Regions from separate parts of the Homo sapiens genome. Here regions 1 and 2 are each linked to region 3. Evidence: chromatin contacts called from ENCODE Hi-C or POLR2A ChIA-PET data. All regions are on one chromosome and are shown on one strand. Each heading gives the region's core, a stretch centred on a gene start or an enhancer-like site at or near the end of the contact. The rest is flanking DNA. Distances are from core to core; before and after follow the strand shown. Region 1 overlaps IQSEC1 (IQ motif and Sec7 domain ArfGEF 1). Region 2 overlaps IQSEC1 (IQ motif and Sec7 domain ArfGEF 1). Region 3 has its middle 29 kb from the start of HDAC11-AS1.

Region 1 (2,836 bases), core at 104-2,603, 490 kb after region 3:
AGTTGCACTGAGAACATGCATATGTCTCCCTCTGCCCCTTCCTCACCCCAGAGGCCTGGAGCGCTGAGCCTGAGCCTCCAAGTGGGGTTGGGGGGCTTCTCAAGGACCCCATTGCTCCTTGCATCTGGGGTGGAGGCCAGGCATGCTGCAGCTGCAAGACCATCTGTCTGGAATCAGTGGCAGCAGTCTGGACATGGGGGTCATGTTATTCATATCCCACACACACCCGCGGCCCTCATAGTCCATCAGCTGTCCCACCTGGTATTACAATTGCTTCTTACCCTTGTGGTACCAGCATCCTCATATTGCAGGAGAGCAAATCGAGGCTGAGCATTCAGTCTTGTCAGTACTAAAGCTCTGTGGTTTATTGAGTGCCTGCTATGTACCAGTCCCTGCTCTAGGCACCAGAGACACAGCAGTGAACAAAACATGGAGTCTTTGTCCTCATGGAACCAGCAGTCTAGTGGGGAACAAGAAACCATTAGCGTGCTCTCCTGGCTGCACCTCCCGCCTCCCTCTGAGCTGAAAGTAACTGGGGAGGGGTTTCTGCCCCTCCATTAGGACCATTCCAGTTGACATGTCCAGGCCACCTCTCTTGCATACTTCTCAGTCCCACATCCCTTCTCATTAGAAGTCCCTCCGGGCATCTCATCTCAATCTTCCAGCTTCAGGGAAGCCTGCTTGGATCCTTCTGTGGTCTGGGTTGGTGATGAACAGCTGCTCCCCCAGTCTCAGAACATGAGGCAGAGGTCTTGGAGGTTGAGAAGCCTCGCTCAGGTGTAGCCCATAGTTCACGCATCAGCCTCAGAGCAGGTGGATCCCATTTGCTCTGGAGCACCTGGTATGTGGTTCCATGGGAAGCTTGGGGGAGGGGTAGAGGAAATCAACCCAGTCCTTGGCCTGTGGAGGCAGAGCTAGATGCTCCTTGGGCTGGCTCCCAGGGGCCAGAGCCCTTTAAGCTGGCCGTCTCCCCCTCTCTAAACCCGGATGGGATGCAGCACGGTCCAGAAACCTCAGGGGACCCCCCTTAGTCTGTAACGGGCCCAAGATAACCACTCCCAAGTCCAGCCATGCCACCATGCACCACTCTACAAATAACAGGCTTCTTTCCAAGAGCGTGTGTGGCACTTTGCTGTTTGAGCCTTGTGAAACACAGGACTCTTCTTATCCTCGTTTTTTTAAGGGTACACACACTAAGAGAACCCAGAGACTGGGCCAGAATATCACATGGGGAGCCTACAGGAGAACCCCAATGTTGTGATGGAGGCCTCTGGAGGCCCTGGCTAGCCCTGCTAGGATTTTCAGGCTTTCACTCAAGGAAGTCGGACTATGAACTGGTTGCGCTAATATTTACACAGCTTCAGTTCAAAAACATGGACAGGACTGACAGCTGCATAGTCAAACAGTGTGACAACTGGGCAAATAGATGTTTCTGGACAGTATTGGACAGGGTACCCAGGGCTGCAGGAGCTCAGTATATGTGTGTGTGCATGTGTGTGCATCTGTGTGTGCATACGGTTTTATCTGTCTGGACTCTGCATACTGTGGAATCTTGGTTTACCAGGATAATCTGGAATCCAGGGCAGCTTGAGACTTAAGGAAAGAAGGGCCTGGGGAGGCAAACAGATTTTGTTTCAAGTCCCAGCTCAGTTTCGTGAGTGTATGCAAGTTACCACACCCCTCCAAGCCTGTTTCCCCTTCTGTGAAAGGGAATGATAACACTGCTTCATGGAGTGCTCTGAGAATGTGGATGTCTGAAGGCCACTGCACAGCTGGCCATCCTCGGGACTCCAGTCAAATGCCATGTTTGTCCAGGTCAGCACTCTGCTCTTCCCAGGCACCAATGACCCGCTGGATTTTCTTGCTTCCTGTTTTGTAAATTTCCTTTGAATTATGATGACATGTGGAATATCCGCCCAGTAAGCACAGGGGCAAGATGATGCACAGCCCAGATGGGCTCAAACACCACCGGAGGCCTTGGGAGAGATCTCCCATGGAAGCATGTGTGTGTGTGTGTGTGTGTGTGTGTAGGGGGAGTATGCTCAAATGCTGTTGAATGTGATTTATTGTTTGTCCTCAAAAGCAAATTGTAATGAGTTTAGAGGCCATTAAGGCTCTTGAAGAATTAATTGGCATGGCCTTAGAGAATCTGGCTGCTCCCACTGCATGAGCTGCTGCAGAGAGGAAATTGATGGCATTTATGGTTGAAGTATGGCATGATGCCACCTGGACCTGCCACTATCCTGGCTGCCATGGCTGTACCCTGAATTGGGCAAGTGTCCCTCCAAGTCCTGGCCCTGTGGCTAGTACCCCGATGCCTGCCTAGCATAGCGCCTGGCCTCATGGCGGACATAGCCAGTTGTCAGTGAATGAAAGCATCCATAAATGCAGGTGTTAACAAGTGCACACATGCTGTCTTGGGCTTGGAGGAGTGCGTTGTTCTCTGGAGAGATGTGTATGACCCAGGGGACACGCAGCTTTTCACTTTCCTGTGTTCCTTTATGCACACAACAAACATTTACTGAGCACCAACTTTGTACCAGGCCCTGGGCTAGATGTAGAAGCACTGAGGTTAGTAGTGTGAAATGGTACATCACAGAGCACAGGACTTGGGGATCACACAAAACCCTGACTCCACCTCTTCCTGGCTGTGTGGCCTCAGATATGTTGCCTTCCATCTCTGAGTCTTGATTTTCTCATCCATGAAATGGAGCCAAAAGAAACCCCTGGGGAGGGGGTGGGGGATGTGCAGCTTTGCCTGGTGACCAAAGCATACAGATAGATCCCCAACAAATGGTAGCTGTTATCACCATCATCATTATTACCACCTTTTCCC
Region 2 (2,847 bases), core at 36-2,535, 410 kb after region 3:
CTGAGTGGACATGGCCCCCAAGGGGTTTGCTGTGTGTGTGGGACCATAAGTAACCCTGTCTCGCTTTTGCCACCTCAGGAGCTCCCTGGACACCGGAAGCAGCCTCTCCACTGACCGCTACAGGTACTGTCTTGCCGTCCACCCCAGCCTGCCCCAGGATCTCCTTAGGTCCTCACTGCCCATCTGCACCCAGAGGCAGGCCTCCAAGAGCCCTTTGGGGGAAATTAGCTCCACCATTTGGCCCTGAAATTCCCCCAAGGGCCAGAGGTACTACTGATATGTCCCCTGAGAGCTTCTACAGCTTGGAGTGGTTTCCCCTCAAATCAAGGTCCCCCCAAAGACCAGGACTGCAGTCGAAGTTCTGCCCCCAAAGACCAGAGCTCAGCTGAAGGCCCCTCGGAGGATCAGGCTGCAGCTGATAGTTCTTCCGAGATCCAAGGCTGGTGGGTCTCCCAAGGACCAGCCTGCAGCCGGCAGTTCCCATGACGACCAAGGCTGCAGCCCAGGGGAGAAGCCTGTTGGTTTCTATTGGTGTGCAGCTGCGCTTGGTGGGAGCTGGGGTGTCTGAGGGTCTCTGCTTCCGTGTGCTTTGTATCTTGATGTCTTCCAAAAAGAGCATTTTCTGTTTTCACACACACAAAAAAATACTGGAGACTGCGCTTAGAGGAAAGCTCCCTTGATTGGAAGCCAGCAGATCCTTGTTCCAGTCTCGTGGGCAAGAAAGACAAGTGACAGGCAGACTGTCCTGGCAGTGGAGGTGGCTTAGAGGGCTGTGTTCGGTGCATCGATGTGAATTGGGGAGGAGGGGACATCTGTGCTGCGTTGTAGAGGTGACTAGAGGTTGACTGGTTCCCTGTTTGGAGGGTGGGAGACAAGTGGTCCCGGAAGGGAGCACCCTGTGTAAGGACCTGTGGAGGGTGGATGTGGCCGGGCCATGGAGAGGGAGGAGGGGAGTTGGGGGAGGTTTGGGAGGGAGCTTCGTCCTGCTAAAGAGCTTGGCTTCTGGGAGAGGGGGTTTTTGAACAAGCCCAAAAAGAGACTCACAAGGTCGTAGGCCCTGTCCCTGGAGACAGCAACCAAGGGCTGGGCCCCACGTGTCAGGGTTGCAGCAGATGCTATACAGGAAGGAGATGTCAGAGCGACCGACTCTGAAACTCTGGGCTGCAGGGAGCGAGGGGGTGGCCATCTGGGCCCTGCTTCCCTGAGCCAGCTAGGGACTGGCAGCCCCGCCGCGTGCGCTCCTGGAGGACACAGCCAAGTGGTACACACGTGTACACACATGAGCGACACGCTCACGCAGTCACCTGATCCTCTGCACGGACACTCCACAGTCACACCCACATATCATCATAACAGTACTTCCTTTGCTTTGTGAAAGCTGACAGCCCTTATGGCCCAGCGAGTCAGGGCTATTGTTAGCCCACTCCACAGACGTCACCTGCTCAGGATTCGAGACTGCGGGGGCAGAGCCGGGATTTGAACATTTGGGTATCCTGGTGTGAATACTGCCCAACACCGTAGCACACTCCCTGCCCTCATACTAGTAGTTCCTCATATGCCCATTGCATAATCTCACACGCACACACGTATACACACAGACTCCAGAACATTCCCACACCCAGTTCTTCCTGTAGTCAAATGCTAGCATTGTCACTTTTGCACATGGGTGAACACACAGCCCCCATTTTGACACATATGTGCTTGCGGGCTCACACTGGTACACACACTCTCACCCCTGATGGGATGGCTCAGGGTGCCAGCAGGCGTGTGGGTTCCTGTGTCAGGGTGGCCCCAGGGAAGGAGGCTGAGGAGGCTCCTGTAGGGGCTGAGCCTGGCCTCTGCACCACCCACCCATGCCACGGGCGCCACTGCAGCTCCATCTGAATTGTCCACTCCGCCGGCCAGTCAGTCAGGTGCCCTGCTCGAGGCCAGCCCAGGAAAGTTCTGGTATGCAGGGAGTGTGGATGGGGCTCTTTGTTCTAGGATGTGTGGGGGCCTAGCAGGTTCCGTGCTCCTGCCCACTTGGGTCTCACTGCACAGCCCTCCATCGGATGGAGCCACACTTGACCTCAGAGCCAATGCCCCAGTGCCTCACTCCCTGGAGGACAGAGCAGGGATCAGAGCGGAGGCCGTAGGAGCCCCTCAGCTCTGCTGTTTCCCCGCCTGCATTCAGCCACATTTCCTGAGCACCTGCGGGTGTCGGGCACTCAGGATCCCTCGTTGAGCAGTCCTGCTGCCTTCACAGAGCATCTGTGGCAGGCAGGAGCACAGGCAGCAAGCAGAAAAAGAAACTGGTTTTTAACATAACGTGTCAAGTGGTGACAAGAGCTATGGAGAAAATAAATCCAGGTGAAGGGAATAGACAGAGATGGGAGGGTGGCCAGGGAAGGCCTCTGGGCCTGGAAGCACAGGAGGGGTGAGGAGCATCCCAACAGTCTGGTGGGAACAGCGGTGCAGAGGCCCTGGGGTGGAGCATGCCTGGAGGAGTGGCCAGGAGGCAGATGCTAAGTGGGGCCTGCCCCATCCTGCCATCTTGCCTTGGCATGCGTCCTGACTCCCAACCCTCACAGCAGCCTCAGACACAGACAGGGCCAGGATCAATGTTCCCCTTTCACAGATGAGGGTACCTGAGACCAGAAGAGCATTGGTGCCAGGTCCAGGACTAGGGCCCAGGGCCCCCGCTGCTACCAGAACTCTGTGCCCTTTTTGTGCAGTGGAGGCACCAGCTCTGCTGCTGGGGGCAAGCTTCTGAGAATCCCAGCCTTCGGAGGTTCTGGAGGCCTGTGCACAGCCTAGGAATTCAGAAACAAAGGTCCCAGCCAGTAATTGCTGCCTTTCAAAGGCACA
Region 3 (2,710 bases), core at 60-2,559:
TGAGCTATAATCTCACCACTGCATACTCCAGCCTGGGCGACAGAGCAAGACCGCCTCTGAAAAACAAAACAGCTATTATGCCTATGGGATTTGTTCATGCCTTCAAGTTTATTAGTAACTACTGAAACTCCATAATCCTTCTTATTGCTGACTAACTAGTATTCATTTTATGAATATACCACAACTTATGCATTCTCCTGTTTTTGTTTTTTTGTTGTTGTTGTTGTTGTTTGAGACAGCATCTTGCTCTGTTGCCCAGGCTGGAGTGCAGTGGTGCAATCTCGGTTCACTGCAACCTCCGCCAGCCGGGTTCAAGCAATTCTCCTGCCTCAGCCTCCCAAGTAGCTGGGACTACAGGCGTATGCCACCACGCCCGACTAATTTTTGTATCTTTAGCAGAGACGGGGTTTCAACATGTTGGCCACTCTGGTCTTGAACTCCTGACCTAGTGATCCGCCCGCCTCGGGCTCCCAAAGTGCTGGGATTACAGGCGTGAGCCACGGCGCCCGGCCGCATTCTCCTGTTGACGGAGATTTGGGTACTTCCAGTTAGGCTATTGTGAACCTGCCCTACTGATGCAGGGCAGGTTCTTGGCTTCCCCAGGAAGACCTGAAGAGCCAGCCGGAGGTAGAAGAAAACAGCTTTGCTGAGGCGGCGCGGCACTATTACAGCTCCAATGACGACTGCTCTGGCACGGCAAGACTACCCCCACAGGAACTGTGCAGAGGGTAGCAGCGTAGGGGCAGTTTCGTAGGCGTATTTAGGTCCACTTTAAAAGACATGCTAATTAAGAGGCGGGTCATTCAGAATTAGCTAGAAAGTGGGCGGGAACTTCCGGTGTTGCCGCGGCAAGGGGCAGTAACTTCCGGGTGTTGCCACGGCAATGGTAAACTGTCATGGAGGTGGTGGGCGTGTCTTATGGAGAGGGGCTTTAAGCGCCTCTCCTCAGTTTCCGCCAGTCTTCGATCTGATCTGGAGTCTGGTCCCGGCTGCCTCCTGCCTTACAGTGAATATTTATTTGTGCTCAGTATTTTTTGGTAACGTATCATTTTACGTGGGTGAGTAGCTAGAGTTGCTTAAGTCATAGAATTTGTTTAACTTTATAAGAAACTGCCCAACCAATCTCCAAAGCAGTTGTACAGTTTCAAACTCACGCCTGCGGGCTGGGCTCAGTGGCTCACGCCTGTAATCCCAGCACTTTGGGAAGCCGAGGTGGGAGGATCACTTGAGGTCAGGACTCACTTGAGATCAAACTCACGCCTGCCGTGTATGGGAGTTCCAGTTGTTCCACAACCTTGGCAGCATTTGATGCCACACTTCATTTGAGATGGTGCTGATAGGTAGGAAATGGTGTCTCATGGTGGTATTACTTTGCATTTATTTGATGACTAATGACTGTGAGTTTCATGTACTTAATGGCCATTCGTAGATCTTTTATGAAGTGTCTGTTCTTTTTTAACCCTTTTTTTTGTTTTCTTTTGTTTTTTTTGAGACAGGGTCTTGCTCTGTCACCCAGGCTGGAGTACAGTGGCCTGATCATGGCTCACTGCAGGCCCAACCTCCCTGGCTCAAGCATTCCTCCCACTTCAGCCTCCCAAGTAGCTGGGACCACAGGCCCATACCTCGACTGCCCGGCTAATTATTTTAATTTAAATTTTTTAAATTTAAAAAGAATTTTTTTTTTTTGAGACAGAATTTTGCTCTTATTGCTCAGCTGGAGTGCAATGGCACGATCTCGGCTCACTGCAACCTCCATGTCCCGGGTTCAAGCAATTCCCCTGCCTCAGCCTCCCAAGAAGCTGGGATAACCATATGCCACCGCGCCCAGCTAATTGTGTATTTTTTTAGTAGAGACAGGGTTTCACCATGTTAGCCAGGCTGGTCTCGAACTCCTGACCTCAAGTGATCCACCTGCCTCAGCCTCACAAAGTGCTGGGATTACAGGCGTGAGCTACCTCGCCCAACCGATTTTTTTTATTTTTTGTAGAGACAGGGTCTCCCCATGTTGCCTAGGCTGGTCTTGAACTCCTGGGCTCAAGCAGTCCTCCTGCTTCCACCTCCCAAAGTGTTAGGATTTCAGGCATAAGCCACTGTGCCCTGCGTTTTTCCATTTTAGCCATCTTAATTGCTATGTAGTAGTAGCACATAGTGAGTTTAATTTTCTTTTCTTTTCTTTTCTTTTTTTTTTTTTGTGAGACAGACATTCATTCTTGTTGCCCAGGCTGGAGTGCAGTGACGCAGTCTTGGCTCATAGCAACCTCTGCCTCCTGAGTTCAAGTGATTCTCCTGCTTCAGCCTCCCAAGTAGCTGGATTACAGGCATGCGCCCCCACGCCCAGCTAATTTTGTATTTTTAGTAGAGACGGGGTTTCACCATGTTGGTCAGGCTGGTCTCGAACTCCTGACCTCAGGTGATCCGCCTGCCTTGGCCTCCCAAAGTGCTGGGATTACAGGTGTGAGCCACCACACCCGGCCCTAATTTGCATTTCTTTGATGACTAATGATGTTGAGTATCTTTTCATGTCACCCATGTGATTTTCTTTTTTTTGAGACGGAGCCTCGCTCTGTCGCCCAGGCTGGAGTGCAGTGGCGCGATCTAGGTTCACTGCAATCTCCACCTCCCGGGTTCACGCCATTCTCCTTCCTCAGCCTCCTAAGTAGCTGGAACTACAGGTGCCCGCCACACCTGGCTAATTTATTTTATTTTATTT

The links. Hi-C counts contacts between places; a loop is a spot of excess contacts on that map. ChIA-PET counts read pairs that join two places held with the same protein, here RNA polymerase II (POLR2A). Pooled maps may share reads with other maps.
Region 1: a loop to region 3 is called in a map of naive thymus-derived CD4-positive, alpha-beta T cell, with 9 times the contacts of the local background. The contact joins two enhancer-like sites. A Hi-C loop is called at or near these places in 3 of 168 maps with a recorded cell type or tissue (CD4-positive, alpha-beta T cell, HL-60/S4 and naive thymus-derived CD4-positive, alpha-beta T cell), 2 of 37 single-sample maps with no recorded cell type and 10 of 50 pooled maps. POLR2A ChIA-PET finds 5 or more read pairs at or near these places in 1 of 52 experiments (OCI-LY7).
Region 2: a map of B cell shows a loop between it and region 3 (20-fold over the local background). The contact joins two enhancer-like sites. A Hi-C loop is called at or near these places in 1 of 168 maps with a recorded cell type or tissue (B cell), 2 of 37 single-sample maps with no recorded cell type and 5 of 50 pooled maps. POLR2A ChIA-PET finds 5 or more read pairs at or near these places in 2 of 52 experiments (CD8-positive, alpha-beta T cell and activated T-cell).

Annotation. Positions count from the first base shown.
Region 1 is chr3:12,963,493-12,966,328 of GRCh38, reverse strand. The region is part of intron 1 of IQSEC1 (IQ motif and Sec7 domain ArfGEF 1); the gene reads left to right. Among named protein-coding and RNA genes, the nearest start is that of LINC02022, 80 kb to the right of the region's middle. Within about 2 kb of position 1,353, at least 11 of the 41 ENCODE cell types and tissues checked have a DNase peak (open chromatin) inside an H3K27ac peak, as active enhancers do.
Region 2 is chr3:13,044,754-13,047,600 of GRCh38, reverse strand. The region is part of intron 1 of IQSEC1 (IQ motif and Sec7 domain ArfGEF 1); the gene reads left to right. Among named protein-coding and RNA genes, the nearest start is that of IQSEC1, 27 kb to the left of the region's middle. RefSeq lists enhancers at 105-623, 979-1,398, 1,839-1,918. Within about 2 kb of position 1,285, at least 7 of the 41 ENCODE cell types and tissues checked have a DNase peak (open chromatin) inside an H3K27ac peak, as active enhancers do.
Region 3 is chr3:13,450,035-13,452,744 of GRCh38, reverse strand. No RefSeq gene overlaps it. Among named protein-coding and RNA genes, the nearest start is that of HDAC11-AS1, 29 kb to the left of the region's middle. RefSeq lists an enhancer at 553-1,134. Within about 2 kb of position 1,309, at least 33 of the 41 ENCODE cell types and tissues checked have a DNase peak (open chromatin) inside an H3K27ac peak, as active enhancers do.